2 separate regions of the Homo sapiens genome follow, and region 2 is linked to region 1. Evidence: chromatin loops called from intact Hi-C (ENCODE). Cell type or tissue: mucosa of descending colon. All regions are shown on one strand. Each heading gives the region's core, and the rest is flanking DNA. Links, peaks and the distances in the headings are about the cores only. Region 1 overlaps CTNNA2 (catenin alpha 2). Region 2 overlaps CTNNA2 (catenin alpha 2).

Region 1 (16,775 bases), core at 2,896-10,895:
TTTTGTATCTTGCTATTCCATTTTCTAGAGAGAAATTATCAAATAATCAAGAACATTATTATCCCAGGATCTAGCCTGAGGATAGAAAGGTGATTGTTTCCTCTGACATACACATCTACATGAGTTTATGTGTCCTGCTATCGCTCATGCTAATAATTGACAATATAATCTGATTACACTAGTTCAGAGCCTAGGGAATATAAATGTCCCTCTTCATGATCACTGATTGACATGCAGGATTCCTTTAAAATTCCGGATGCCACATATCAACTTAACACACTGACAATGTGAACTGATTGCAGGATATTCCAGGTATCTGGCTAGGAAATCATTTGTCAGCAACTTCAACAATAAAATTGATTATAATTCAGTATTTTTAAATGGTGTCTGAAATGTAAATGATTACTTTAGCTTTACTCAGGAACATTAAATTCTCACTTGGGTGCTAACTGGGCACTAGAACTCTAAGTCACCCACTGTTCTATCTCTATCCTCCTGAATTTAAAGTAACAGCAGCAGCAAAAACCTTTTGCAGTCATGTGAATCTTTAATATATACTCAAAGAGAACTCAATATTAAAGTACCACAAATACTTGCATGATAGAACAAGTAGCATAACTTGAGCAACTAAGATACCTATGTGTTATCTGAGAAGAACTTCTCAGTTGCCATATAAATTTAAGTTCCTAAACATAATTATCAAGTAGCAAAATGCAAAGACCTGCACACTGCCAAACCACACGACCTCAGCAGGGCTCCTAATCCTTTACTCATTTTTAGAGGCTGAACGACATTTGCCTGTGATTACTCAAGTGACTATTCTTCATCAACCTGGCGAACTGCTGATGAAAAAACATGAATATAAGTTGCTGCGGAAAAAGGTAATTCTCTCTTTGTTCCTCTGAGTTACTCAGAGATGAGAAAAATTAACATCTGGAAAGAACACAAATAAAATTTTGACATATGGCCTGAAAGATAAAAAGTAGAATACTATGTGTAACACTTAAAGGTAAAAGAGATATGTAGCAGTTAACACAGCAGGAGGCTGTAGTCTCACTACAGGGTATTACTCAATCTGAACCCAACTAGAAAACCAGAGTCACTACTTTACTCTTCTTAGAAAGCAACTGTCACTCTTTTCTTTCTCATCTATGTTTTATCATCCAGGTGGTAAAGAAACTCATTGTTTATTTAAAAAAATCCTTGAGAAAGGTGTAAATATTTTCTAACTTGCTTCATCAAAATATGTAAAGCTATTTGACATGTTCTTCATCCTGAGTTACAGAAAAACAAATAAATAGAAGCTTGCAGACAATACGTTACTTTATCCGTCCTGAGAAGATATGCTTCTGCGCAAAAGAACTGATATACTCCCTACTACTGAGTAGAACTATGTGCTATGTTTGTTTGCAATGAATTATTGACGTATTGTCTTTTAGGGGGTAGGGGCAATAGTTCATGAGAGAAAACACCAGATGGCACCAGAAACTGTAGTTCCTCACTTGCTCCACAAGATAGCAACATTCCACCACAGCTGTTTGCTACAGACACTGCACTCTAAGTAGAACAAATGTGTTATTTAGTCTACAATCATTTTTAATTTTACTACTGACAGTCTGACAGGACTACTTAATATTGCCAGGTTGACCTTTCCATGATTTTGTGCTAAATCGTTAAAAAAAAAAAAAAAAAAACTTCCCTTACTCGGCTGTGTGGAGAAGAGATTGCAATTGACTCCCCATTACAGCAGGCTTCTGTGATCTGATGAGCCAACAGCACTGGTCAAAACAGGTGGGATGAGAGGCAGGACTGCAGGAGGCAACTGGTACCACACATGGCGTCATCGCCCTGGATTTATCACACTTCTCGAGTGTGGAGTGTAGGCAGTTCAGCAAGGATATTCAGCCCATCATCACTCCCTGACAGTTGCTGACAGGGCCTTCCACAACACAGCAAACAATGACATATGAGATGTAAGGTTAATTTTGTTAGGTTCAGTCGTATTATTTCCTTGCTGGGGTAAAGGAAGATTGTCCTTCTGTGGAAAGACTTATCTAAAAATATCGCCTTCGGAGACTAACTAGGCTGTAAGGGAAAGATAACACAACCTTTCTTCCAACATGCTTGAGAAGGAAGTTTTGTGTAACTGAAAAGATGGATATAACAGAGACAGACTGGAGGAATGGCAGCCAGTGTGGCAGCCTACAAGTGGTTCCAGTGATCTTACACTCCCTATTCAGCTGCCACTGACAGGACACTCACTTTGTGCCATTCTCTGGGATAAGTGCTCCACAGGAATCGTCCCCATTCAAACCTCCCCACCACCCTGAGGGCTCCACTGCCATTAGCCCCACTTTAACAGATGAGATATCTGAGATTTATCTGGTAGGTTACCAGACAGATGGCAAGTAGATACCAAACCAAGATGAAACCCAGTTACTCTGACTCCAGCAGCTAAATGGTTAATTATAGTACTGTACTGCCCTTCACCAGCCTCTGAAACAGGTAAAGACTCTCCTCAAATTGCTCAGCTTATCCAATTTCAAGAGCCTTTCCTGGCCTTTCAGAACCCATTCCCTGAAACATTCCTAAGGAGGAGAGGAAAAAATAAAAATAAAAATAAAAAAAACTTCCAAGCAGTTTCTTGGTGTCCCCTGCTGCTCAGGGACCTGTATAGAAGCCCTAAACAGATACACTACCTTTATGTTTATGACCTCGGAGCTCAGGCTGCAGGTGTTGGAATTTGAGGCCTTTCATATTTTTCCAGAATTTATACATAATTTGGAAATCTTGGCTACTTTATTGGGGCCACCTTCGGTAAAAGATCCTGCCCAAGGTTTTTTGACAGAGAATAGTTATGATTTAAGTAATTTCTTGATGATTCCTCCTACTGAACAAATCTGAGCTCAATGGTGAGGTGAGAGCACGCTCTTGTTATTCATTTCCTATCTCCCCTGGTCCCTCCTCATAACCTGCTTTCACTGATAAAGAAAATAAGACAGGAAGATTGGCTGATAGGAAACATGATAATCCAGGAATGCCCAGGACAGCAGGGGTAACCAAGCGAGCAATTGGTTGGTTCTCCAAAAAGGAAAATGTGGTTTGCATCTCATCATCTAAGTACCCTGCGATCAGTCCAGAGTTGGTGCCAATTGTTCAGGAATCATATTTCACTGAGGGTATGGAGTAGGGATTCTCTAAGCAGAGGCCATATTCCCAAGCAGCTAAGTTACATCATCTTTGTTAAAGTGTTGAACCATCCTTGTTGCAACTAGATACCAATCAGCAAGTAGAAAAATGGAAGAACGACCCGTAGTCAAGGACTGGGGAGGTAGCCTTAATCACTATTCCATTAAAGTTTGTGATGAGAACAGGGCTTCACCTCTATTAGGAAACAAAAGAATTAAAAGAAACCATGAAAAGCAAGGCACATAGAATGGTGTTCTATGGGTTAGTGGGACAAGTATGTGCCCACCCAGAGAACCAATCCAGGTATGTTAGATGCCAGGCTTGGTGAAACAAGATTGACTTTAGCCACGGGAATTGTGGATGGGGCCCCTTTTTATTGCCAATATATGATTCAAAATCCATATATCTACAGGAGAGCAAGGCTAGAGTAGATAGCAAAATATATTCAACATGTAATCCACACTAAGGTGGGCACAGGTGGTCAGCTGCTCAGCAGAGCTGACCCCAACCTGAACTATCACATGGACCAAGATTGCTCCGAATCTTGAGATAGAACAAAGGCAGGTCCACCCTGTCCAGGCTCTGTAGACTAAAAGAATGTACTGTTACACATTCCAGGAAGTAAGGAGAAATCTAAACTCTCAGTTTTTAGGAAAAAAAATAATAATTCAAGTGAGTCTTACAAAACTCTTTGACTATATTATTGAATATAATTTTATTATTAGAAAAAATTGGACGTGGGCACCACATGGGTAGGTAATGAACTGATCTGGTGAGCAATGAAACATCTAGAGTAGAGGCCAGAGCTGTAATACACACGGTCAAGATTGCCACTCACATAAAGAAAGTTTTGATAAGTTCTACATACGTACAATTTTCAGATGGGATAAAAGTCTCATGACATCTGCCATGTCCGCCAGGATGAGTAAGCGTGTCACCGCGGAGAGCAAAGCCCTTGCCGCCCGTACCATGGTGCCGCGCTTTACCGACGAGCAAGGGTCATCTGCAAACTCGGAGGAGGCGATCCGCATCGTCTCACCTGGAAGACAGACACGGAGAGGCAGGTGGGTAGACAAGAGGCTTAGAGACTGGCCATCCTAAAGATCTGTGAATGGACAATTACTGTTTTTATTGCAAAACTCTGATGACCAGGTGGTATTTCTGCCACCTCTATTGCAGCAAAGAGCCCTTTAAGTCAAGTACATCAGTGCACATGGACAAGTGCTGTGGACCAAACAAGGTGCTCATTTCACACTGAAGTATGAAGTCATGCTTTTCACATCAATAAGGAGTATATTTAATTCCATTTGTCTAATAGTTGAGATGGATTTGCCTTGAGCTTAATCATCCTCTCTCTGCATTTGCCTTGGAACCAATGATACCAGGCAACTTACCATGCAACTCATTGAAGTTACTGACAGTCGAGGTACAAATTGTTCCACATGGAATTGAAAGTTAAGACCTTGGCCTCATTAACACTGTACTCCTAATTGAGCTAATCAGACAAGAACACATCATAGAGGCACCCAAGATCCAATCTTCTAATCCTCTTAGTAACCAATTTGCCAATATAGAAAACATTTAGAAGAGAACTAAACCAATTAAACAAATGTTTACTAAACACACACTTGTGTCAGATTCTGTACTAGGCTCTGCCATTACAAAGTTGACTAAGAATACCCAGGCACAAGGAGTTCAAAGTCTCATGAGTAAACAGGTATGTCAACACATAATCAGAATACAGTAATTAAGTGCCATAAGAGACAAGATTAAGAAAGTAGGCAACACAGAGGGGAGAGGTATTTGCTCATTTATTGTGAGACTGGGGGGAAGCTGTCCATTTTAATGGGATGCAAAAAAGAAAGAGGTGTTCACCAGGAAAACAAAGGTGGGGAGGGGATCTCAGGCAGCATGAACACTTCGTGGGCTCTGAAGCCTGGAGCCCCATGCTGAGTACAGAGACCTGCAGTTCTCTGGAAGAACCCATGAGGAAGGGGGCTGGAGAGAGGCAGTAATGCCTAGAACACCATGTAAGAGGTTTGGATTTTACCCTCAGCAGGGTGGGAAGTTACAATAATAGATTTTTATTTTTGGAAGATTATTTTAGTCATATTACATAAAATAAACTGGAGGGGAAAAAGACCAGGACAGAGAAGTCAGTTAATAGGGTAAATGCAGTTTTAGTCTGAGAGAGCAGTGGTGAGAGCCTGGACCAAGGAGATGGGAGAGGGAGTATAAAATGCATCTGTGTGACACAACCAACCGATCTAAGGGCTGACTAGATGTGAAGACCAGACAAAAGGTTCAAGCTGACGATGAGGGCTGACACGATACAAGAGTCAGGTATATATTTGCATCAAGGGACCCAGGAATGGGAAACAAAGAGATAATTAACAAGGATTGAGACTGATAACCAAATCAGTGGGTGGATATCCACTTTGGGGAGTGAAAACTGTGAGAAACCATAAATGGAGCTTCATATAGCAGAGTGTACACAGGGGTATAAAAGCTTCAATAAACTTGAAGAGTACAGTTAATATGACAGATTTTTTAACTCAAGATCAAACAATTTATTCAATTTTTGTAGTAATGATTACTACTCACCTACTAAGCAAAATCTAGCTCATTTAAATGAAGCCAATGATAGCATGGAAAGTCTGTGCATCCTGTAATTAGTCCTAGTCATAAGAAAAAATAAAAAACACCTCTTACCATTTTATAGGCCGATCAGAATATAAAGTAATTCTCTCAGCTAGTGTGGTAGTTATTTAAACCCTCACAGTGATACTTTTTATACTCGGGAATGTGGGTGTGTAAGGAAATATATTGCACTGTTGGATTTTTAAAAGAGGCTACCATCTACAATAAGCATTTTATATTGCTAACCAGCTTAGCCTTTTTGCCTAGGCACACACAAATAGCTTGATATATAACAACAGCATGGGAGAAACTTAAAAATTCACTACTCTAGTGGCACAATGATGAATTTTCAAGATGTATGGTCCTAGAGCTCAATCCAAGTGTCCTACCCTTGCCACAGGGTTACATACATCTCCTCCTCTTGCCTCTCCTCCTCACAAATAAAAAAAGTCATTGGCAAATATCTGTGTGGTGGGAGAAAGAAAGCCACCTTTTCCCTACTTTATACAGTGCAAGTAGAAAGAACATTATACACCAAGGTAAATCCAACAAACTATTGACAAAAGTGCCACAAGTAGAGCTAGACAAATTTGTGTAAGATATTAATAGGTAAGTCAGCTACTGTTGAAATAGATCCACTTATTCAAGGGAAAGGGGGATTTATTCTGCACACGAACCCAGGTAGCTACATGGTTGATCCCAGTTCCTGCAGGTGAAATCGGTATGAGCCCTAGCATGGTTAAAAGTAGGTCACTCAGGTAGGGCTATTGGCAGAACAGAGATCCCCAGGAGGAGAGGGCAGTCACACCCCTTCCCTGCAGGTGGAGCTTGTGCACTACTTGAAGAACCATGCCTAATCCAATATATTTTCAAGTTGAGATTGAACATTCGGAATGAACCAACATCATTCCAGAAGACAGGTCTTGCCAGAACGAGGGGCTCTGGAGGGCCTAGAACGACTCCTTCCATCTGTCTTAGCGGCACCATCGGGCATCTGGCAGAAGTGTACTGGCATTTCATGCAGATGCCAACCATCTGGTCAGCACTACTGCTTCAAAGCCGATGGGTGACACGTGTCAGTGCAGAGATCTTAGGTGGAGCTAATCAACCTGGGGCCCACGGCAGGCACCCCAAGAGTGGCTCAGCAGATGTCCGTGAGAGGGAGACAGGGAAGAGACAGACAGAGAGAGAGAGAAAGAAAGAGAAAGACAGAGAGAGAGAGAGACCCACATTAGAAAATGCCATCTGCCTTTCTGGATGGAAAACTCACACTAAATTCTGAGATTATTCTAAGATAAATAGAAGATGATTTCATTCAAAGCAAATTAAACTAAAAGCTCATTTTAAGCAGATACAAGTGATTTCATGTTGATAAGGATTCCAAAGGAAAGGCAACCTCAAATCAGCTATAATTTTAATAGGTCTTAGTCCCTGCAGCTTTAAGATTACTGAAGCAAACTGATAAGCAAGTTTATCAGGATAAAATTAGCTACTTTCCCAGGAATGTAGAGAAAAGTGCTTTTTCTATAAGATTGAAATATTTCGCTAAGAAATAGTATGCATGTGTAAGAGGGAAATGGGGCAGTGAAGAGAGGGTACAAGAGATCTGCCTGCTTCTTTTATATACATTCTTGTTCAATCTCATGTACTTGATTATAGACCTAACTCAGAGCAACATTTCCACGGTAAAGCCTTTGATGTCCTCTAGCCACTACAACCTGCTGAAAAGAAGAAAAATTAACATTACCAAATAAGGGACCAACGGAAAATAACAATTTTAACATGTATGTAGTGCTTCTATATAAAGGCTTATTATATAAGTATTGTTCTAAAAGCTTTACATGTATTAACTCATGGATGAAAAAGGATAAACAAAGTCACATTGACCTGGGTTCAGATCTCGACTCCACCCCAACTATTACCAAATATGTGAGCTAGTGCTTATTCAACCTTTGTATTTCAGTCCAGTCAACTGTAAAATGACAGGGAAAATAATGACAGCTGCCTCACAGACTGCCATGAGAGTTAAAATTAGAGACGATGCATTCAAAGCACCCAACATGGGGCCTTACCCATAACGGGTGATCATTATTCATTAATACCACTACTATCACAACCACTTCAAGCATCCAAAATGCAGTAAGAAGAGTTGGTGATCTCCTGGTTACAGGTTTAAAAGTGTATATTTTGGTTGGTTTCACTTCTTGTGTTTCTTCCTTAGAAGCAAGACAACATATGCTCAATAAAAGTACTTATTGTTTGAAGATAGAATATATATAAAAAAAAAATGGTGCTCTGCTTTTAAATCAGTGCTTATTCTGGTTCCTAGGCTACCCTGAAAGCACTGGGATGAATACATAATTGTGCATCAGCTTGAGGTAAGATCAATTCAAATGTGGAATGATGCATGCCAGTAATAATAAACACAAGAAAAGGATGGCATGGGCTGGGCGCGGTGGCTCACACCTGTAATCCCAGCACTTTGGAAGGCAAAGGCGGGTGGATCACCTGAGGTCGGGAGTTCAAGACCAGCCTGACCAACATGGAGAAATCCCATCTCTTCTAAAAATGCAAAATTAGCCAGGCATGGTGGCACATGCCTGTAATCCCAGCTACTCAGGAGGCTGAGGCAGGAGAATCACTTGAACCCGGGAGGTGAATGTTGCGGTGAGCCAAGATCACGCCATTGCCCTCCAACATGGGCAACAAGAGTGAAATTCCATCTCAAAAAAAAAAAAAAAGAAAAATAATAAAAGGAAAAAAGAAAAGTATGGCATGTGGAAGGCAGAGTTTTAGGAACAAAAACATCAGGTAGGAATCAGGTCATGAACCAAAATGGCACAAATATCCTGTGGCTCTTTCCTTGAAGGAGGGGCCTGCGTGTAAGGTCAGCACTCTAAATGCTTGACAACTGAACTGCTGAAAAACTGTGAGAAGCAAGGAAAAATGTGTGGTGAAAAGCAAGATTCAAAGAGTGCTGGGTGAAGAAAATGAAAACCTCAGAATTGTTGATGATCTTAGAGGCTGAAGAGGATTTAACTCGTCTTTTTCATCCAGCCTGGTCAACCTAGTGAGACCCTATCTCTACAAAAAAAATTTAAAAATCAAATTGCCAGGGTAGTCCCTGCTACTCTAGAGGCTGAGGCAGGAGGATGGCTTAAGCCCAGGAGTTTGAGGCTGCAGTGAACTATCATTGCACCACTCCAGCTTGTATGACTGAGTGAGACCTGTCTCAAAAAAACAAAACAAGGTGCAGTGGCTCACACCTGTAATCCCAGCACTTTGGGAGGCTGAGGTGGGTGGATCACTTGAGGTCAGGAGTTCAAGACTAGCCTGGCCAACATGGTGAAACTGTGTCTCTACTAAAAATACAAAAAATTAGCCAGGCGTGCTGGCAGGTGCCTGTAGTCCCAGCTACTAGGGAGGCTGAGGCAGGAGAATTGCTTGAACCCAGGAAGCAGAGGTTGCAGTGAGCCGAGATTTCACCATTGCATCCAGCCCGGGAAACGAGGGTTAAACTGCGGCTGTGCGCGGTGGCTCACGCCTGTAATCCCAACACTTTGGGAGGCTGAGGCGGTTGGATCACAAGGTCAAGAGATCGAGACCATTCTGGCCAATATGGTGAAATCCTGTCTCTACTAAAAATACAAAAATTAGCTAGGCGTGGTGGTGTGCACCTGTAGTCCCAGCTACTTGGGAGGCTGAGGCAGGAGAATCACTTGAACCCGGAAGGCGGAGGTTGCAGTGAGCAGAGATTGTGCCACTGTACTCCAGCCTGGTGACGGAGTGAGACTTCGTCTCAAAAAAGTGAAGCTCCGTCTCAAAACAAAACAAACAAAAAAACTTTTCTTTTCACTCTTTCAGCAATGGCAAGTATTGGACTTACTCCCTGGAATCAAATGATGAAAACTGGAACTAGTGTGAGAATGAAAATGAAGAAAAAGGCAAACCACAGAGCAAATGTAATGAAACAGCCAGAATAAGAGCAGATTAAGACATGAAAAGCCACGTAGGGAAAGGAATTGCAATGTATTTCCTATACCTTCCATGGTAATTTACATTGTCAACATTTTTGCTATAAAATAAATATGTGCTCCTTAAGAGAACTAAAAAAATACAATTAAAAGAAGCCAAAAGAGCATTCACATCTTAATAACCAAGGACAACATCCGATGAGCTAGCTTCTAGACAGTTCTGTATGCATATGTTTTTAACCAGCAGTTTTCACACATAATAGCTACAACTGCATATCATCTTTTGTCTAAATGCGTAATTATCCTTTATCTAATTACATAAATTATCCAACATATACTGATAGTTCATGTTTTTTATATTTCTCCCTGTATTACAGAATTCTTAGAAAAGATGAGAGAAGGCCGGGTGTTGTGGCTCACACCTGTAATCCCAGCACTTCGAGAGGCTGAGGCGGGCAGATCATTTGAGGTCAGGAGTTTGACACCAGTCTGGCCAACAGGGTGAAACCCCATCTCTACTAAACAAAAATTAGCCAGTTGTGGTGGTGGGCACCTGTAATCCCAGCTACTCAGGAGGCTGAGACAGGAGTATCGCTTGAGTCTGGGAGGCGTAGGTTGCAGTAAGCAGAGATCATACCATTGCACTGCAGTCTAGGCGACAGAGTGAGATTCTGTCTCAAAAAAAAAAAAAAAAAAAAAAGGAAAAGAAAAAAATGAAAAAGAAAAAGAAAAAAAAGGATGAGAAAAAGGGCAAAAATTTCCAATCCTCTTAACCAGTTTGTTCCCTTTTCATGATAACCGACACCTGCCTAACAACCTTTTTCACATGTATTTTCCATGAAGTACAGATCTTAAAGGATTCTGAAAAACGGATCTTGTAGAGCAATGCAGAAACTAAAACATGTTTTTAGAGAGGAAAGCAACATTAGTGAGGGAAACTGACCACAGGTTCCCAAAGCCTTAGCCAGTTCTGCAACTCAAACTGTGCATCCCGATTGAGCTCACACACTTACAGAGACTGTGAAGGAAAATACATAACAGAATCTTAAAACGGTAATTCAGTCAACAATGTCCAACTTCAGAACATTTTATCATTTTGATTATTTTGTAGAGTCTGTAAGGCAATGTAATACTTGAAAACCACTTACAGGTCTGGTCAGCTCATTTTCAAAGCAAGGTGGGAAAATATCTTCATTTGAGACAAAACAAACTTAAATGTTAAATGAATGGCCAAGGTGGACAACACCACAGAAGTTACAAGGTCACCACAGAAGATCTTGATGCATTACATCATGCCTCTTGGCTCCTTTTCTTGGAAGAAATAAGTGAGTGGTTCTTTGATAAGAATCAGGCAGAGTTGGATAATGTGTTGAAAAGATGAGGTAAGCAGGTGTTGATGTGGCTGAGGGCCTCTGCTCTAACTACATTTGCAAACATAGGAATGTCTTCTTCTGGGATGGTTCCAGCAGCAAGGGGGTGGTGTAGCAGGGTGGTCCAAGATTCCTTCCACTTTAGGATCTCATTAGGCTGTATCTATCTGGACTTAATATTTTAGCATGTAACTCTTTCATCTATAATAATAATAGCTCTCTTTTTAAGAGCTCACAATGTGCCAAGTTCTGCTCAAAGAGCTTAACCTGTATCAACTCTTTTACTACTGAAGAGAATCTGATGAAGGAAGTGTTCTCATTGTCACCCTTTCTATCTGAGGAAACTGAACACAGAAAAGAAAGATTATTAAGGTTATTTGCCCAAGGTCAAACAGATGGTAAGTGGTGAAGTAGGCATTCAAAATCTGTCTGGCTCTGCGGTCTATCCTCTTAAAACCAGTGCTTTAGAAATATCTTTATTTTAACATCCTGTTTACTCTGTGAAAATTATTTGTTTACATATGTCTGTCTGCACCTGTATTAGGAGTTGAAGACTAGTAAATTATGTTATTCAGTTTACAGGGTATAGGAAGGAAGGAAGCAAGCAAGGGAGAAAGAAAGGAAGGAAGGGAGGGAGGGAGAGAGGGAGGGAGAGAAGGAGAAAGGGAGGGAGGGAGAAACAAACAGAGGGAGGGAGGCAGGGATGAAGGAAGAAAGGAAGGGAGAGAGGGAGGGAGGGAGGGATGAAGGAAGAAAGGAAGGGAGGGGGGAGGGAGGGAGGAAGGAGAAAAGGAGGGAAGGAGAAAGGGAGGGAGAGAGAAACAGAGGGAGAGAGATACAGAGGGAGCGAGGGAGGGATGAAGGAAGAAAGGAAGGGAGAGAGGGAAGGATGGAGGAAGGGAGGGTAGGAGGGAGGAAGGGAAGGAACAAGGACCTAAACAAAGACACTTCTCCAATTATTCCCAGCCTCCACCACTCCTTATTGTCACATGTTAGGGATGATTTGTGACTCCCTGTGCATGCATGCATTTGAGTTTTCCCTCCTTCCTTGACCTGTAAGCTTAATCAGTGAAGAAATCATAATTGTAGCACATTAATTTATTTAATCATACCTTACATCGGTTGACAAGGTATATTCCCTCAAGGAATGCTGTCGAGAGGAGGAAAGGAACGCCTGCCTGGCACTTTACATTTTGAACCATATTGAATTGATACTGAAGCAGGGAGAAAAGACAAATGAAATCCCAGATGCTATACACTCTACAATAAAATAATTGAAATACTTTCTTCTTTTTCATGTTTGAACTTTTAGTTGGATTTCTAAGTTCAGGAAGTAGCAAGGAAACCAAAACATTTGCTAAAGGAAAGTTCTAGTGAAAGGAGCAACTCCTTTGCTTCTCCTCTGTTTTGCCCACATAGGCCTTTGCTAGCAAGAAGGAAAAAGTCTTAACACTTTTTTGGAAACTATCAAGAATATGAGAGAGCTATACATGCATTTCACCCCAGGGTGGCTATGACTGAAATCTGTGATTGGGGAAAAGGTCAACAATCAACAATCAGAATTTTTCTCTAAGGCTCAGGGATGCTGAAGTCCTGTCTTTTCTCAAGCAGAATCTGCATTAAAATAAGCTACCTCCTGTGGACACTTTAAGCACCAAGCAGTTACAGCAGTGCTTGGTACTATTCAGGTCTTGTTATCAAAAAACAAGATAATATTTGGCTTAAATAAGCAGTATTCAGAAGAAAGCCTTATCTGCTTATTAAAAAAAAAAAAAACCCTATCATGCAAGCCATACCAAAACTATGTAAATATTATAAAATAAGAAGGCTGCCTGTCCCTTTGTCTTTCTACCAAGGGTAGTGGGCTCCATGGTCTCTTTATCATTCTTTAGGTTTTTCCAGAAACTCTCAGAAAACAATAAATTAGGTGCAAAATGACAGCAGTCTGATGGGGCCACTGCCTCTGAAGTGATGTTGAGACTGGTGAATTTCAGATCCGGATGAAAACTCCTCAGGCATCATTCAGCACCCCTTTCTCATCTCACACATGAAGACACAGAAGCCCAAGTGCCGTGGTCAGGTGGTTGGTGGGGGTCAGCATCCCTGTCTCCTGACATCCCAGTCAGGGACTCTGGTCTCAGTGCCATTGTTGCTGTGAGGCCAATAAATCCCAATGTGACACCAGCAAATCAAACTCTCCTCACCTAACAAAATCCCACTATAGCCACATGGTTCTGTGACAACCCTAATTCAGTGGCAAGAGCAGCTCCAAATGTGTCCTCATTTGGTCAGTGTTCTTTCCCAAGGTACATAATTAAGTCTTTTCCAATGTAATATTTGCCCTATCAAGATATGTTCAGTATGCAAAAGTACTAGAAATGTCAGTAACTAATGATTAAGTGTATTGAATGTTATGAGCTATTAAACATCGTTAGAGACAGTAATGCGCCACCTTGCAGAAGGCACAGATCATTAACCGTATGGATTTTAATTATTTCAGCTGTAGCCTTTTCCTGGGTTGGGAGAAGAGGGTGTAGGGTAATTTTACATTGTTGTAGCCAGAAAGATTATGAAGCCGCAATATGGCATACTTCACAAATGAGAACCTTGCAAAGACCTGTTAAATGTAGCAATAGCCACATTCCATAAAAAGGTGATTATTGTTTTGGCCTTGAATGCAAGAGAAGACCATAAATTAGGAAACGTTAAACAGTGATGATCTAAGCTTAAGAGAAAAATGGCATATAGAGGACCAATAGTGAACTCAATTTTGTTCAATATTTTTACACATAAAGGGAAGATACACTGATGGAATGTAAATTTCATTGTGCAACACATATATTTCTGAAATAAGGACACTATATCGTATATATACTAAAGAAAACCTATTGTAAGTTATCTTGTAAAGCATATAAGCAGCCAATAAATTAATTTTTCTATAAACCCCAAATTTCAATAAGTAAGTCAAGTCTCTCTATAAAAATCATGCTGCTGACTTATTTATATTCTTAAGTCAATAAATGTTTCTATTGATCAGTACCTGTATTCTCCTACAACCATGACACAAATCAAAACGCACTGAAATGTCAGTACCCTGCTACAGTACTTGGTAGTTGAAGTGTGACTTCAAAAACCTTCTAATGTTATTAGGAAAACAAGAATCAATGCCACAACTTCCATCTAGATTGGACAAGCAGAGATAACGCGAGCATCAAACATGCTAGCATCTAATTCTGAATCAAAGAGACGGCAGCATTCAGAATCAACATCTTGACATGGATATGTAAAGGACATCTTGATTTCCTCATGCTCCTTAAGATACTGTACAAGGAAATGCAGAGTACAGAGGATGGATTTAATGTCCAAATTCCAGACTTTAACAATACCTTGGAGGGCATCATGCAGATGAAATTTTAACAGATGCAAAATCCAGGTGTGACCTCTAGGACAAAAAACGCTTTGTCTTTCTAGGAAACCACTCCAATTTGTTCTAGCTTTTTTTTTTTTTTTTTTTTTTTTTTTTTTGAGACAGAGTCTCACTCTGTCACCCAGGCTGGAGTGCAGTGGCATGATCTCAGCTCATTACAACCTTCACCTCCCAGGTTCAAGCAATTCTCCTGCCTCAGCCCCCTGAGTAGCTGGGATTATAGGCACATGCCACCACACCCAGCTAATTTTTGTACTTTTAGTAGAGACAGGGTTTCACCACATAGATCAAGCTGGTCTCGAACTCCTGACCTTGTGATCCACTCGCCTCAGCCTCCCAAAGTGCTGGGATTACAGGCGTGAGCCACCACACCCTGCCTGTGATAGCTTCAATTGTTAACATTTTTTTCTTCTATTTGGTCTTTGATACGCTCTTCTGAACCACACATAAAAATATAATCTTCTCTTCTATAGGGTAGATCTTGGGAAGTTTGTTTAAATGTCCTTTAAGAAGGGAAATGTCAAGATGAATGCTCATTAGCCATTGCCTGAGAACTAATGCTGAGGTTGCATTATAAAAAGAACAACTGACATTAAAAAATGAGCAAACAACTCTCTCCAGGTTTCCAAATATTAAATATCTACTAATCATTCAAGTCAAGATGATTTGTTTGTTCCCACACTACTTTTTAAGCCAATTAACATGTACATATAAAAAGATATTTCTAATCTGCTTTGGAAGAAATAGATCTGGTTTCTAGCTTGTTATAAAAACAATTAAAACAGTCACAAGTTACTCTGAGCTATTTCAGTATCTAAATTACTACATATATTTGAAAGACATTAACTGTGAGCTCATTGGTGGAACTCAATGTCTGAATTTCAGAAAATAACTATCAAAATCTTTAATGGCTTTCTCAAGCTCAAATAATCAACTAAGGGCACAGTCCAGACCAGAAGCTGGGTCTCTCAACTCTGATATTTGTATTTGCTGCAGTTCCATATACTTTGGAGGAAATATTCTGTTTCTGATACAGTTTCACAAATTCACAACTTACTGTCCCCAAGTTAGTCCATATAGTTGAAGCCTTTGTATATCAGTTTGGATGTCTTGATACTCCACTTATGTGTATGTATTTGTAAGTCATTACGGCATCTCCAAATTTTCATTAGTAAAACTGAATAATACTTGAATAATACTCGCATCACTGATTTCATATCAACTAAAATACAATCGGAGAGAAAAGCAAATGAGAAGTATAAAAAAGGCACATTTTATAATTTGCATCTTATAGACTACAGCTAAATAAACCAGGCTTGAAATTGCTACACAGTAAAATAAGAAGTCAATCTAGCTTTTTCTAAAGGAGTCTTTGGCTAAACAAAGCACAGGAACAATTCTCAGAATGAGAAAAGTTGATTAAAGATAGAAAATTCTACCACATATTTCAAAACTAGAAAAAATGTTCCAAGTAATTGGTATCATGAACATGGTAAATGATGCTATAAAATTACAGCTCAATTAAGTTATATTTTAAAATGCAACGTGGGGAAAACTGATTTTCCTCACTGGCTTGTGGGTGAAAAGACTAGAATGATCAGGTTTTAGGATTTAAATGGCATAGCCTTTAATTTCTGACCTACCACTGATTTTCCATTCTTCACAGAGAAATGGTCGTTTCTTAAATGCGATTATAGCCACAAGGCCTCTTTACTAAACTGTGGGAGGTCCCCACGTCACCACCATTCTATTTCCTATATTAAGAGGATTTAAAGAAGACATAACATTTAAATGAATATCAGTGTATAAACCATAATAAAACACAGCTAATAAAAATATATTTGTGCAGCAAGAAGATCTGACAATGGGTAATGAACGAAATTGATTTAAGGTAACTAAAAACCCTAAATCCAATATGACAAACTGCCAAAATGTGCTATCAAAGCTTTCTTCACTCCTGTGATCAATAGCTTGTCACTAGGGTCATGATGAATCTCAGATGGGCTTCTCTCCTTCCAACTCAAAAATACATTTTTAAAATAAGTAAAATAAAGTTAAAACAAACATCAACCTTGAAAGGGAAAAAAATGTTCCGACAGCCTGACATGCAGCCTTAAGGGTGAGGGAAATTTGGGAGATTTGGATAGCAGTGACATCTTGTCCTTACTCTCTTAG
Region 2 (16,775 bases), core at 3,006-11,005, 110 kb after region 1:
GAATTTTCCATAAGTCTAAAATTATTCTAAGTTTATTTTAGAAAATGGAACAAGATTAGGTGATGCCATATAAATAGATGTTTTCAAATCAGCAGAGTAAATATGTAGGGTTGTGATTACTGAGTTATAAGGCAATTAAATCTGTTTAGTTTTATTTTAGAAACTGCCAAACTGTCCTTCAAAGTGGCTATATCATATTGCATCTGAATGAATGAGATCTCCTGTTGCTCCACATATCACCAACAGTTTGTATTGTCAGTTTTGGAGATTTTAGTGATTCTAGTAAGGATATTAAAATCTCATTGTTGTTTAATTTGCATTTCCCCAATCACAAATGATGGTGAACATTGCTTCTTATGCTTATTTGCCATCTGCATGTCTTCCTTGGTGAGGTATCTGTTCAGGGCTTTCACCCATTTTTATGTTGAGTTACTGGTTATCTTGTGCAATTTTAAGAGTTCTTTGTATATTATGGATATAAGTCTTTCATCAAATATGTAATTTACCAGTTTTTTCTTGCAGTTTATGGCTTGTTTATATTCTCTTAGTATTATGTTTCTCAGTGCCAAAGTTTCTAGTTTTAATATGAAATTCAAATTATCAATTTTTTTCATGAATCATGCTTTTGGTTGTTTCATTTTTAAATTGCACTTCCATAGCCTATAATCATCACCCTGTTTAATATTTTACTTATTTGTCTCATCTCAAAATGTAATATTCTTATTAGCAGATAATGTATGTTTTCTTTATTTCATATTCTCAGCACCCAAAATAGTGCCTGTGCATAGAACTCAAAAAATATTTGTAGAAGTAATCAATGCACATGGATATCAGTATCAGTGTCATATTATACAAGTATGGATAATACTTCAAATGACAAACAGGATGACTTTGAGAGACTATATACAAAGTTTCTTACAAATGGAGTGGCAAACAATAAACCATTGCTATTGTTGCTGTTATTTTTGCTGAAAGAATATAGCATTTTCAAAAGCCAAGGGTTCCAGAAAGAGAGGTCAGGTGAAAGAATAATATGCCATTATCTTCCAATGTCTTGCAATAAAAGCCACACAAAGGGCTCTGTGCTGACCTGAAGTACTCCTGGGCCCTCAGCTAATGCAAACTTTGGCATACAAATATATTTTATTTAACAAAATATGCAACAGATGAACCTATTGCAAATGTTAAAATTTGCATTAAGATGAATCCTAAGGGTATATGACATTTTCACGTGTATGCATTTTTCATCATATTTTCACATGGAACTTCTTTTTGTCTTTTTGTCATTGTATGCATCTCTAGGTTTTTTGGTATTTTTTAAACTTCTGATGTTAAACCTTCTGAGAATTGATTTCATTCCTAGATAGCATACTTTTCCATGGCAAAGAGACCTAACTAATTAAAATGATGTTGATAACGATGTATTAAACTTAGGCTATTAGTGATTCTCAAACTTTAGAAGCATAAGATTTACTTGGGGTGCTATCTAGTAATAAAATTTACAGGGTCACCCCAGACATACTGAATCTGGAGTTATGGCTAGACTTATCAAGATGAATTTTCATGGACTCCTCCCATACCCACGCAGGGAATTCTGAACCAGATGGTCTGTGAACTTCACTCTGAGAAACACTTGTAAAATGAAGTTTCTATAAGGAAGGGGAGGAGAAGCCACTGGAAGGACAGTGAGTGGCAGTGTATGGCCATAGTGGAGCACCATCAGATCTCTAGCTCAGCTGCACTCATAGACTCAAGAACGACATCCTCCATTCCAACTTCAAGGTCTGCCCTTGCTGGATCTAGCACACATGCACTTTATTACATTACTCAAACTGTATCATTTGCTCTTGCTTTGTCACTTAGGCTGAAATGCAGTGGCTCTATCATAGCTCAATGTAGCCTCAAACTCCTAGGCTCAAGCTATCCTCCTGCCTCAGTCTCTAGAGTAGCTGAGACCACAGGTGTGCACCACCATGCCCAGCTCATTATTTTATTTTATTTTTTGTAGAGATGGGGGTCTTGCTATCTTGCCCAGGCTGGTTTGAACTACTAACCTCAAGCAATCCTCCCACCTTAGCATCCCAAAGCACTGGGATTACAGGTATGAGCCACTGTACCCGGCTGTGAATAGTATCATTTTAAAAAGTAATGGATCTACACTCAGCAGAGTCCAGGCTCAATGAAGTGAGATCCGTAGAGGGAAGATACATGAGTTATCTTCCCTTCTCTTACCTAGGATTTGCCTCTTGTATCCCCATTTTCTGTCCTAGAATACTCTTCTTTCCCCAAAGGTATCCTCCTTCAGTGGAAACATCCCCTCCGCTCCCCATACAGGAGTGAAATCTTACCCTAAGACCAGCAAGAACCCATACTAGAACATGGTAACTAAGGTACCATCCATACAGAGGCAGTCAGGCAGCAGTGAAGAGTCAGCGCACAGCACAGAAAGGAAGCCCAATATCCTAGGAGACTCAAGTATTCAGGGTATAAGGAGTAGAGGCATAAAGCCAGGGATACTTGAGAAAAGGACACACAGAGGAGTAACAGAATCCTGCCCACCTCCCGCAACTCTTGTTTTTAGAGAGGCTGACCCCTGCGGAAAGTGCTGCAGGAGCGAGAAGAACATGCCCACCATCCCCACACTGTGCTGCTTTATGTATTTATAGGGCAAATGAAGGAGGAGGGACAGAGCTGTGTGACAGAGGGAGCTTCCTGGTCAGGGAAGTAGTCTCTGACCAGCTCTCAGCCTAGGAGTTCACACAGCTGGCATCAACTGAAGTTTCTGTTGGGTCCTCTCATTCCACTAACACCTCACCACCAAAGAGGGTGAGAAGCAGGGAGGCACCAGGTCATTAGGAGGCAAGGGCTTATGACCTCTCAGATATGTGAAGGAGAACTTTCTGTCATGCTCTGTCATGTTTTCTCAGTCTTGCTCTCTGTCTTAGCCCATTGGTCATCATTTACTTAATAAATGTCGATTGAATAAAAATGAAATAGTGAGGCCAGGCACAGTGGCTGAGGCCTGTAATCACAGCTCTTTGGGAGGCCTAGGTGGGCAGATCACAAGATCAGGAGTTCGAGACCAGCTTGGCCAACATGGTGAAACCCTGTCTCTACTAGAAATACAAAAATTAGCCAGGCATGGTAGCACACTCCTGTAATCCCAGCTACTTGGGAGGCTGAGGCAGGAGAATAGCTTGAACTCAGGAGGTGGAGGTTGCAGTGAGCCAAGATGACGCCGCTGCACTCCAACCTGGGTGACAGAGCAAGACTCCATCTCAAAAAAAAAAAAAAAAAAAGAGAGAAAAAGAAAAGAAAATAGTGGAACTTGTTGATATCACCATATCACTTCACATTTGAGGTTATGTCATAACAAAGAAAATACTGCATGAGCAGTGAATGGCTTGGCCATCACTTTCATTTAGGAAATGGTCCCATGAAGAAGCTTCTTCTTTCATCTGCACCTCCTTGTCACTCTGCTCCATAAGATTCCCCTTAGTTTTGAGTTAGGACCATGTACATCTCATCTACACGCTGGCCAAATACACCTTGGTGGCATGGTCATATCTTAGCTGTTTGGATTTGTCATTGCTCAGACAGACAGTGGGCAATGTGAAAATGCTGTTGTCGAACGAAGGCAGGAAACATAAGCAACTGCTCCATGGCTTAAGAGAATGTGGAGATATAATAACGGGGTGACAGAGGAGGTGTTTTAAGGATTCTCTATAAGTCCTATGGCATACAACCAATGCTGTGTTACACCATTAAATGGATTTGCCTATTGAGAAAATTTGAGAAAGGATGCCTATCATTCAAAGCACAGCTTTCAAATCTATTTCAAATTGAATAAGATTACTGACTACCGTATGTGAACACCCCATTTTTAACAGATGCAGTTACATACCATATAAATGAATTAAATAAAAAATTCTTAGGCAAATTATGCCTCATAAAAATTGGCCTTTTCAGCAGCATCCATGAAAGGAGTAATCGTCAGCTGTATTCAGTAAATTAAATCCCTTAAAAATGTACGGGAGATCCACACAGATGGCAGTAACAGACAAAAAATAGAAAAACATCTCCAATAGTGGTCAAGTATCAGCTATCCATGGTCCATTAAAAACACCTCTGTCTTTGTTCAAAATAATCGAGATCATTTCATCTAATCTGCTTTTGCTCTTACTTTTTCCACAAAACATTTTTGGGATTATCTCTCCTCCCTACCTGCTTTCTAGATAAAGAAATTTCCTCTCTGCATCACTTCATGCAACCCTGAACTGTCTTTCTTTGTATTATAATTATGGCTCCTTCTCTTCATATATACCCTGATACTTCTTTTTTGGGCTGGAAACAATAAGCAAGCAGGCAAACAGTTGTAATTTTGTGCTTGCCTTTAATGTCTCCCCATTGCTCCTCTCCATTTCTCTCCTTCCATTCTGTGACGATCTTCTAATGCATGCCTGAAGTGCTCACTATGTGCAGACATTGTGTCAGGCTCCAGAGATACACAAAATAATAACAAAGGGGCCCTTAGTTGAGTACCAGACTATGAGAGGCAAAAAGAAATACCTTCAATATGTATTGCAATGATAACCAAAAGAGAGTCTAGTTAGCATTCCTACCTACATCAATTATTTCAACATCTTTTCTGTTCCTTCAGGATGGATTCTTTCTTTTCATTTAGCTATTGCCCTTGTGGCTTCCTGAAAATGCACTTTTGAATATAATTAATGACACCTGTCTAGCTAAATCCAAAGCATTTTCTCATTATTCATTCTCCACAATCTCTGAACACTCTGATATGACTACAACAACATTCTAGAGTCTAGAGTGATCACTATCTCCTTTAAGAAACATCCTATTCCCTTGGATTTTAGGATTCTTTGTTCGCTGGATATTTTTCAGGGGATTGCTTTCCCTAATTTAGTTCTACTTCATTTTCTAATACTAGTTTGTTCTTTCTTCCAAAACTATACCTTCATCCCTCTGTTCTCCTCTCTCTATTGGCAAGTACTTCCAAATTTCTCTATTTCACCATGGCATTGTCCTTCTGCCAGGTGGTCCTCCCCATTCATCTATGTTTAAAATCAAACCCGTACACTCTCCCCTGCCCCTGTCACTCCTAAAGACTTCCCAATTAATTAGCCTAGGGCCAAAAATGTAGAACAAATTTTGGCTCTTATCTCCCCTTCAGTAAGTTGAAAAAGATTTTATTCTTTTTTTGTAATGCCTGCAACTTTTAGCTTCTTTCTGTTCCCATTACCACCTCCTCAATCCTGGACCCTCAAAGTAGTACTATATTTTGTTTCATTTCCCTTGATATTATGATCACACCTAACCAATCTGTCTGGGTCCAGTTTTTCTCTAATTTAGTCAGGTTTTCATGAAGTTGCCATATTAATCTTTCTAAAATATCATTTAAGTGAGTAGAAGCCAGCCAGGTAGATAGCTTCTGTCCTCCTTCCCTCTCTCCCTTCCTTTCATCATGTTGTCTATACTTTTCCCTATCTGGATCTGTTCTATCATCTTATCATATTTCCTTCTTTCTTTCTTTTTTTTTTTTTTTTTTTTTTGAGATGGAGTCTCTCCATCACCCAGGCTGGAGTACAGTGGCACAATCTTGCCTCACTGCAACCTCCGCCTCCCAGGTTCAAGTGATTCTACTGCCTCAGCCTCCCGCCTATCTGGAGCTACAGGCATGAGCCACCACACCCTGCTAATTATTTTGAATTTTTAGTAGAGACGGGGTTTCACTATGTTGGTCAGGCTAGTCTCAAACTCCAGACCTCAAATGATCTGCCTGCCTCGGCCTCCCAAAGTGCTGGGATTACAGGCATGTGCCACCCTGCCCAGCCATCTTATATTTCTAACTGTACCTGAATATGAAACATTTCATCAAATCAGGGCTTCTTTATCCAACCTCCAATTATTAGTGCCATTCTTTTTTATGCCTTTGAAAATTAGATACAGCCTGAAATTCTTATCCCACCAATCTTAAACCTGCAATTCTTGTCCCACTGGTCTTCGAAAATTTTTAATCAATGATCACATTAAATATTACCTCCTTCTTGTTAATTTCAGCTATGTATCTTTTTTTCCACAACTCCTGAAATATTTAACTGCCCTATACATTTGACTGCCCAGTATATACTTAACACATATTCCTGTGTACCTGCAGAATGTCAGGCTGGGTAACACATCATTTAGCATAGGATATATCTATCCATAATATTTTAATATAGAATATCAAGTTGTTTCTCCTAGGTAAGTCTTATCTACCTCTTTTTTTTTTTTTGAGACAGAGTCTCACTCTGTCATCCAGGCTGGAGTGCAGTGGCAAGATCTTGGTTCACTGCAACCTCCACCTCCTGGGTTCAAGTGATTCTCCTGCCTCAGCCTCCCCAAGTAGCTGGGACTACAGGTGCCTGCCACAACCCCTGGTTGTGGTTCTTCTGCCCAGCCTGCTGCCACCAGACTTCTCTTTCACTGTGTTAGCCAGGATGGTCTTAATCTCCTAACCTCGTGATCTGCCCGCCTTGGCCTCCCAAAGTGCTGGGATTATAGGCGCAAGTCGCCACGCCCGGCCCTTACCTACCTACTTCTAAGTAAACAATAAGCTCATAAACCTTGTATAATGACTGCCTGTTATCAGCTGCCAAATGTGAAACACTAAATAACTACCATGGATTGATAAGTAATCTAAGCAGGGCTGATAAGCAAGAAAGGGATTAGTCCACTTCTTCTCAAATTGGCTGTAAAATGAAATCACCTGAGGAGCTATAAACATCTTGAAGCCTGGGTCCAACTGCAGAGATTCTGATTTAATTGAAGAGGGGTGAGGCCTGGACATAAAGATTTCAAGATCTTCCCAGGTGATTCTAGTATTCACTAAAGTTTGAGAACCCCTCAATTAGTGCATAGTCAAAAAAAAGTTTTCAGTCTAGAAAAATCTTCGTGGTAAACACTGAAAACGTTCTGGAATTCCCCGATTTAAGCTTTCCTTGGTCCAGAGCTTCAATATGAAGAAATGATTGGAATAACTCCTTTGCATTCCTTGTTTTCAAGAAGCTTTTCTGTGAATGGTTCACCAGCTGCACATCTATCCACTCATAGTTTGCGGACACCACGTGCAACTACCACCAACTGTAAGCCATACCGAGCTACTCAATCTTCTTCATGAAGACTATTAGATGCTGATTCAGCTCTCTAGCATCCTGCTTGGAAAGGCCGGGACTTGCTCACTAATCAAAAGGTAGTACACATTGCTATAGGTAGTACACATTGATTTAATAAATTATAATTAATAAATCTACTCTGACATCTATAGAACATTTAGCGTTTTTTTAATCCCCTGTGACTTCATTTAGTAAAACAATTCATTTAGGTAGACACAATAATTGTATTTGTAAAATGGAGAAACTGAAGCTAAAAGTGGTTAAGTGACTTAGCTTTTCAGCTAGTTATTTGTAAAAGTTAGATTAGAAGTTGGATATCTTAGCCAAACTGCCAATGCTTTCCTGATTTCACAAGACTCCTTCCTGAATATCACCTACCATGTGCTTAGAGGACCATGCCGAGTGCCTCAGGAGAAGAAAGAAATACATAAATCTCATTGTTCCTATTCTGATACGGTTTAAACTTACATTAGGAAGATAATATGCATATATCACATGACTTTAGTCATAAGTGAACAGATAGGAAGGGAGAAACACACACACCAAACTAGATATCCTATCTTTCCCAAAGTCTAAAACATCAGAGTTCTAAGTTTTGAATACAATATCTCTTTTAGGCAATTTATTTTTGTTACTTCTTTTAAATATAAATGCTATCATAAGCCTACTGTATATAAACACACCTGAGAGCAAAAACTTACGCATACTCCGAGAATGACCCCATACGGCAGATGCATCTGAATGTGTCTGCTGAGCTAGGGAATCTGGGAGTGGCCCACCTAGAGATTCATTCCTTGTCTATGAGTAACATCTGAGCCCCCAGCCCAGCCCATGGAACATGGGGTGTAGAGGGGATGGAGGCACCGTTTTGGGTTGAATGAAGGTTGCCAGGTGAAAGTTGTTAGGTAAATGGTGATACGTGAAAGTACTATATGAACTGCATGCCTTTCACAAATGGTTATGGTTCTTCTGCCAGCCTGCTGCCACTAGACTTCTCCCCCGTAGGTAAGCCCCCCAGTAAAACTCCATGTCTCATTTGCTGGCTCTGGGTCTCTTCTTTGGCCCCGTGATCCTGGCGTCATCCCCATCAGAGTCCATAGGGGTTCAGCACAACACCTACTCCAGTATTTTTTTACAGATATAGGGAAATCTTCTACTGGAATATTCTAGAGTAAAAATATAGTCACCACTCATACTGAAAACTTTTAGAGATCTGGCATGCAGCCAGGTTTAAAAGATATATATATATATATTTAATGATAAAGAAATTCAAATAACACTGTTTAGCCATATGAAATACAATAACATAGTTAAATAGATAATTCTATAATCTTGACAGATGGGGTAATTATAATGAATGTTGTGAAACTTCAAAAGAAAAACAAAACAGTTCTATATTAAAAATCTGAAAATGGACATGTACAATATGAAAACTGGCATTTACTTATGCTGAAAACAAAAAGTGACAATACTTTTTAATAAAAACAAAAACAATGCAATAGTAAAACTAACAGATTTCATTCCCACAACATATCATTTAATAAATAAGTCATGTATGGATGCTGGAGGTAGTTTAAAAGAGGTTATTGTTTTCTAAATGTCAGTGTGTCCATAATTTCTGAATATCATCTTGCATATTGGAAAACAGATTTCTATGATAGAAGGAAAGATACTGTGTTTTAAAGTTTCCATTAACTAAATATCTTGCCCCATTCCATATTCCTTCCCCACAAGCTCTTTTCTCTCTACCTCTCTCTCTGAAAATCAATGCAGGCTCTCATTGGTAAATAAAATTTGGGTAATGGGCAAACAGGAAAATCAGCTAAAGCCAGATAAGCTAAGGGGATTACATAATGACGAGCTGTGCTAGAGAATGGAAAGAATGGAGATAAGAGCTTCTGGGCATCAAATTCAAACAAGAGACTGAGGACCTTGCTGTCAGTGAGGAGGTGCACCACTCACACCTGAGAGGCATGTGCAGTGTATGGAAAAGATTGCAGAATGAAAAATAACAAAGCAAATTTTAAATGCTTTTACCCATTTTTTGGGTTATTTTGCATACTATAGTAATGCTTCTTTGAATTTGACACTGTTCAAGAGAAGGAGCACGTGGCATTTGAGTTTTATACAGGTTACACGTAGACAACATTTCTGATATAGAATTGTTTTGTAAGAAGAAATCGATAATATAAAAAGAAAACTTGAAATATCCCCTAGAAGTTCAACCATTGTTAGCTGTGTTAAATTAGCATCTGTAGAAATTTGTTACTCCAATACTCCTAGGATAGTCTGGCCAAGAACTGTGTTGTTTATTGTATTATATCCACGAGAACACAATTTCATGTAAGCTTCAAGAAAATGAAAACGTTAGTTTCTACAGAATGTGTGAAAACTAACTTGTAATGACAAAAGAATTCTTAAGAGGTTTTGGAGAAACTAAAGGGAAAAATTTATTATCATAGAAGACAAATGTTTTAAAAGGAGGCCCGGGGCCAATCAAACCACTCTCTACTATGAATACCTTTGCTATCTTCAGTGCAAAGATGGTTTCATGGATGTATACATTTGTCAAAATTTATCATATTGTAAATTTTAAGTGCATACAGTTTATTATATGGCAGTCAACCTAAAAAACCCACAACAAAAGAAAAAAATAAAACAACTATCCAGGCTATAGATGCATGAAAACAAACAAGCGTCCATCTGCAATTCAGAAGGAATATCAGTTTTCGAATGCACCTGAAAACTTAGATTTGGCACTGCCAAAACACATACACAAATATACTCTTCACAATAGATAAAATGTGGCACATTTAACGTTGCAAATTAAAGTAATAATTTAAGTTAGTATAATAGAGATGAAATTAATTTTTAGGAGGAAGGAGAGGATGAGGAAGAACAGGGCAGAAGGGGAACAGTATTTGTTAGTGTGGAAGGAGGGTTGGTGTTTCCAGGTACTAAATATCCAGCTGTGAATTGATACAGTGGTAGGTTTGCAAGAAGAATTGGAAGAGACCATTCATTCACCTCTTAATTCAATAATTCAACAAATATTTAATGAGTACTAAGCATTGAAAATCAATGATTAGCAAAAGAGACATGGTCTGGTCTCTGCCTTTATTAATTTATAGTATGGCATGAAAGACAGTCACCTCACAAATACTTAATTATCCTGTGAAAAGTAACAAGGAAAGAACCCATTAAAAAGTATGACAGGAGTTTCAGATAAAGTTTCCCTGAGAAGGTATTCCTTGAGCTGGGAAGTGTAGAAATGTGTGAAAGAGGCAGCATATATAAAGGCCCTGGGGCATGAAAACATAGTGCTTTTAAATAACTAAGACAGGAAGTGGTCCATTAAACAGATATATAGGAGGTAAGATCTAGGAAACTTTACAATAGACTATATTTGGAAGGAAAGGGAAGTAACAAGAATGGCACTAAGATTTATGCAACGTGCAACTCAATAGACATGCATTGCATTCTTCAAGGCAGAAAATGCAGGAGAGAGACCAAGCTTGGGAGTAGGTGTCTGTTCTGATTTCATGGTCCTTAGAACTTTCAACTACAATGCTGCATAGGACTACACCAAAATTTAAAAATTCTCTGTGTCAAAGGTCACAATAGAGTGAAAAGGCAACCTACAGAATGGGAGAAAATATTTGCCAATCACTGTCTGATAAGATGCTAATATCCAGACTATATAAAGAACTCCTATAACTTAACAACAGCAACAAAACCAAACAACTTGATTCAGAAATGGGCAAAAGACTGGAAATATTTCTCCGAAAAAAATAGTCAAATGCCTAGGAAGCATATAAAAAGTTCTTCGACATAAGTAATCATTAGGAAAATATAAATCAAATCTACAATGAGATATCACCTCACAACAATTATGATGATACAATTCACAAAATAAAACAAGTGTTGGTGAGGATTTGGAGAAACTGGAACCGCTGTGCACCATTAGTAGGAGTGCACTACTATGGAAATGGTGCAGCCACTATGGAAAACAGCATGCAGGCTCTGAAAAATTAAAAATATAATTATCATATGATCCAGTAATACCACCTCTGAGTCTATATCCAAAAGAACTGAAAGCAGGGCATTAAAGAGATATCTTTACCTCTATGTTCATAGCAGCATTATTCCCAGGAGCCAAAAAGTGGAAGCAACCCAAACATCCGTGAATGGATGAATGTATAAACAAAATGTGGTATATACATACGATGGAATTCTGAAACATGCCACAACATGTATGAACCTTGAAGACATTATGCTAAGTGAAATAAGCCAGTCAAAAAAAGACTAATATGTATGATTCCACTTATATGAGGTATTTAGAGCAGTCAAATTCATAGAAAAAGAAAGTAGAATGGTGATTGCCAGAGGCTTCAGGGAGGAGGATATGGGAAATAGTTTAATGGGTATAGAGTTTCAGTTTGCAAGATGAAACAGTTATGGAGATTGCTTGCTCAACGATATGAATATCGTTAACAGTATTGAACTGTACACTTACAAGTAGTTAAGACTTTTTTCTTTTTATTTTATTTTTTTTTTTTAAGAGATGGAGTCTCACTCTGTCACCCAGGCTGGAGTGCAGCGGCGCGATCTTGGCTCACTGCAACCTCCGCCTCCCGGGTTCTAGCAATTCTCCTGTCTCAGCCCCCTGAGTGGCTGGGACTACAGGCGCACGCTGCCATGCCCGGCTAATTTTTTGTATTTTAGTAGAGACAGGGTTTCACCGTGTTGCCCAGGCTGGTCTTGAACTCCTGAGCTCAGGCAATCCACCCGCCTTGGCCTCTCAAAGTGCTAGGAATACAGGTGTGAGCCACCGCACCCGGCCGTAGTTAGAACTTTATGTTGTATATTTTATACAGATCAAAATTTTAAAATGCTAAATCAACAGTATTATAGCTAGCTAGCTAGAGAGGTAGCTGATTTATTAATGAGTGGCTAGCTTGCTACATTTGTGAGGAAATCTATGAACTGAAAACATGAATTTGAGACTTGCAGAAAAATAAGAATAATTCTCTTATAATACTTTACATTCTTCTCCCCCTTCATCCATAGAAACCTGATTTTACATTGACTCTATAAACGTTAGGTCTTCCCATCCCATTCTCCCTAAAGCCTGAGTTTGACACAAAGTCTGTTTACATTGACCAAGAAGAAACATCTTGAAGATTTGACGTAACAGCAGACATGGAGTGTTTGTAGCTGTACCATACTGCAACAATGAAAATATCTCTATGTACCACATCCAGCAAACATTAAAAATGACAAGTGTAGATAGAAAGGAAAAAAACGTAAGACTTCTTCTTTGAGTAAATATCCATTGATTCTAAAGAAAAAGCCATTGTTTGCACATCAGTATAGATCCGCCTTGAACAATAATATCATTCTGCCTACCTTGTTTGCGCACATCCTCTACAGCAGCCACCAACTCTTCTTTGAGATCTTGACTCTCCTTAGCGATCTGTTCACCCTTTTCCAGGAAATTCTGAGTGGCTTGCTCTACAGAGGCAGCTAGTACATGGGCTTTCTTTGACCTCCCTTTCTTTTTACCAGATGGGCCTTTGTTGCTTGTGTTGACAAGTGTAGTCACCTTAAATATAAAAGAGAAACTGTAAAACTTCTTTGCAAAACTGTCTAGAAATGTCATGTTATCTCATAATTTCTAAATCTCCGTGTTTATTAAATCATGGGATTTCAATACTAAATCATGAATGCACATCACTTAGCCTCCTCACATAACCTTATCAAGGAAAGTGTGAAATTATGTGGATTATCATACAAATAAATGGTTATCATTTATTTCCTGTGGAAAAACAAAAGCACATGAATAACCAGAAATAGCATACTTGCCAGTGGGTCAAAGCTTCAAGTTCACTCACTTTTACAGACTGACAGGTACAGTGCTCCTTGGAGTACCCAGCCTCAGGGTGGCAAGGAAGCAAAGCAAATATGGAAGTACCTCTGAGTATTGAGCTAGGAGAACCAACATCCAGTGCTGAGCCCTGTAAGTCAGGGCAGAGATGAATGAGCAATTAATAAATAATGAGTAGCCAACACCCGGTACTTATGTGTTATTTTCCAAGGACTTTCGAAGACCTTTGCTATTTAGAATTTTATCTTATACAAATAAAATGGTAAATTTCTGCCAGGCGTGGTGGCTCACACCTGTAATCCCAACACTTTGGGAGGCTGAGGCAGGCAGATCGCCTGAGGTCAGGAGTTCGAGACCAGCCTGGCCAACATGGTGAAACCTCATCTATACTAAAAATACAAAAATTAGCTGGGCCTGGTGGCAGGTGCCTACAATCGCAGCTACTTGGGAGGCTGAGGCAGGAGAATCGCTTGAACTCGGGAGGCAGAGGTTGCAGTTAATCTAGATCGTGCCATTGTACTCTAGCCTGGGTGACAAGAGCAAGACTTCGTCTCAAAAAAAAAAAAAATAAATAAAATAAATAAAATGGAAAATTTTATGTGAGGGAAATAAATGATTCAGACTCAATGTTTAGTTAACCAGCTAAAGTTTCTAGAATCATAATAAGATTTGAATCTATTATTACTCTTTTTCTAAGTATCATAATTTGGACACCTATCTCAACTGCCAAACTTCTTTTAACACTATATCTAGAGGTATTTAATTTGCTAAAAAGGCTATTAATATCTTTTGAGCAACATGTTATCTCCTATAAACTTCTGAACCTTTATTTTCTACCAGTGAGAAGTTTGGAGGGGAAATGAATGCAACTGTTCCATATTCTGTTCAACAAAAGTTGCCAGTCATGTTTACTGCTGTATTTTTTTTTTATCGGCTTCACAAGAATGTAGGTTCTGTGGTTTATTTTCGTTGATATTTATCCTGGTTAGCAGACTAAAGATGTTATTGGAGGTTATTAAGAAAGCCAGTCTACAAAAAAGTTCCAAATGCAGTTAGCTTCTGAGGTTTACTCCAAATCCCAGAGCAATCAAAGCGATGACTCAAAGTCACAATTAATATCCGGTCAGTTTATAGAGAAAGAGATAACACTGAAAGAAAAAAAGGATTGAATAAATGTAAACTAAGATGATGTGTATAGATAGAACCAATACTTAAGAGGTGATTAGTGCAGGGTTGGGAGCTGTTTTATTCGGCTCTCTTTTGATTGCTAAATAATTAGGTAGAGTGAATTTAAGAAAGATTCTATAAGGCCATTTAAGTACAAACACTAGCCAAAAAAATGGCAAAATCATTAACTATAAGAATATCAGATAATAGTGGTTTAGCTGTAAAATGTGTATGCGATGAGGAACACGTTGTAATCTTTTCAGTGCCACCCATGTGAGGCAACCATTAAAAAAAGAAAGACAGCTTGTCACAAAGATTGCTTTTCTGAGGTGCAGAAGCATTCTCCTTAATGAGGATTTACTCTAACACATGAACATGTTACTCTTCCAAGAACCTCAACTCCCCAGAACAGCCAATACCTGGAAACAAGCACATAAGTCCCCTAAGCAAACACAGCAACCATCTCTACCATCTGCATTTAGGCCAGGCTCCTTTTATCAGAGGAAAATACTCCCTATTCTCACTGAGATGTGATTTATTTTCACTTTATGCATAATTCTAAGATGTTTCATAATCTATTTTTTTTTAGACTTCACAAATTAAAAAAAAATAGGGTGGAGAGGAGCTATTAATTTTAGATAAATTGACATTTCAAAGGAGTAGAAGCTGGTAGTGACTACCAAAATTGCTACACGACTATAATGTGGGTTCATTTTCTGGAGGGGCCGACACATTTCTAGCCTTCTGTATGTCATGGTGCATTACTGCATTAGGCACAGTTTTGGTGATGCAAATAATAGCAAGCCAGTAGAAAATGTCAGTTTTGTGGGGGGGAAGAAAAACATGGAACATTACCAGGAAGTTCCTAAGAAAAATGTGATTACTTTCAGAAGAAGCAAATCAATCCTCATTTAGTAAAAGCTCTCATGTACTCATGGGTGGAAGAGCACAAAGGGAAGAAAGGGAAAAGAGACAAATGGAAAGAAAGGGATGGGCTTCCATAAAGGCTCATGTCATAATCAGCTCGGAATAAACAATTGTCAATGCTTTTCACTGCTATTCAGTGTTTTATTGGAGGACAAACTATTAAATTAGATAAGAAAAATAAAGAAGATATATAAGTATTAGAAAAGTAAACATTAAATTACATCTTATAGAGAATATGATTCTTAAGAAAATAAAAAAGAATTGAAAGACAAACAAGTCCAACTACTACAAGAGTGAAGAGCAAGGTGGCTAAATACAACATAAACAATAAAAACCTAAAGGAAGAGCAGTAACAAAGGAGAAATGTGGTTTTAAATATGCCATTCACAATCAGCATACATTTATATGATCAGAAATAACCATAACATACCATGTAGAATGTTTCATGGGGGAAAATGATAACATTTTAGTGAAGAACATAAAAGAAGACCTACATAATAGAGAGACATCCCGCATTCTTGGATGGGAAGACTCAAGATTGAAAAGATGTCATTTCTGCCCAGTTTATTCTACAATTAGCATTCGAGATATTTACACAGTAAATAAGCAAGAAAGTCTCTCACTCGGATCAGTTCTCTTTTTACTGTAAACTTAAAATATCCTCTCATTCAGTTCGGTTCTCTTTTTACCATAAACTTAATAAACTTTTCAGTAAATTAGAGACAGATTATTTAAGATTAGCATATGCAGGACTCTTGCTGCCCACTTCTGGCCAATATATCAAATGTTTAAATGGAAGCAGCAAAAGTAGTTTAGCTCCATTAGTAGGTGAAAAAGTTGGGTCTATCTTTTTAAACTAACCACTCTTGGGAATTCTCAGCCTAGCCCTTGCTATGCAAATTCACTGATTTATTCCCACTCCTTCCCCTGAGTTGCCGTGCCCGTTCTCTTGCCACCCTATGACAATGCATGCCACTCCACACTACTGCACATTTTCCTTTTCTCCCACCTGAAGTGTCATTTTTTCCCATCATGTTACAGGCTTTTATTCTTCTTGAGCTATGCCTATATTTACACCTAAAATTCTGAAAGTTCATATTCATCTACTTCAGTTCTATCTTGTTATTTCACGGGTAGGGAAACCCAGCTTAGAGAAGTTACCATACGTTAAAAAAAAAAACTTCTTCAAATTCACATGACTCGAGAGAGACAAAAGGCTGAATTGTTGTTGTGCTCTATGCTGTATCTTTGGAACCTGAGAACTCACCAGTCTCCTCTTGCTTTTCTTTCTAACAATGAGAGGCTGCTAAACGACAAAATAATCTTAAAATGTATTTATTCTCTACATTTGTCTCACTACATTTTTTGTGTCCTATTGGTTGTCTTTTCATTCAAAGGCATTATTTATATATATGAATATATGTTTATAAATGTTAGTGAAATGTTAACCAACTATTTTATCCTATCTTCCTGCAATGCCCTGTAATATCTGATGTATTCAAGAGTCTCAGTCTAGAAAATGCATATTAGGGCTTTTTGTGTCAGCTGAAAGCAAAAGAAGGACAAAAGTATTTCAAAAATCTTATAACTAACCAAATAGGAGATCTTAGGGTTCCTAT

Evidence for each region. Hi-C counts contacts between places; a loop is a spot of excess contacts. Peaks named below come from ENCODE experiments on the same cell type or tissue, not always from the same donor. Only the 100,000 strongest peaks of a DNase experiment are listed, where the experiment ranks them.
Region 2: it touches region 1 in a loop (2.2-fold over the local background); 4 of 110 quality-filtered maps call a loop at or near these places.

The regions. Positions count from the first base shown.
Region 1 is chr2:79,845,466-79,862,240 of GRCh38, reverse strand. CTNNA2 (catenin alpha 2) reads right to left here. Exons shown (of 19, transcript NM_001282597.3): 4 at 4,062-4,228. Among named protein-coding and RNA genes, the nearest start is that of MIR8080, 13 kb to the left of the region's middle. In mucosa of descending colon, for the core only: a CTCF peak has its summit at 6,677 (motif pointing right); no DNase peak of the experiment used is centred there.
Region 2 is chr2:79,740,392-79,757,166 of GRCh38, reverse strand. It overlaps CTNNA2 (catenin alpha 2), which reads right to left. Exons shown (of 19, transcript NM_001282597.3): 3 at 12,585-12,780. Among named protein-coding and RNA genes, the nearest start is that of MIR4264, 99 kb to the right of the region's middle. In mucosa of descending colon, for the core only: no CTCF peak of the experiment used is centred there; a DNase peak (open chromatin) is centred at 6,566.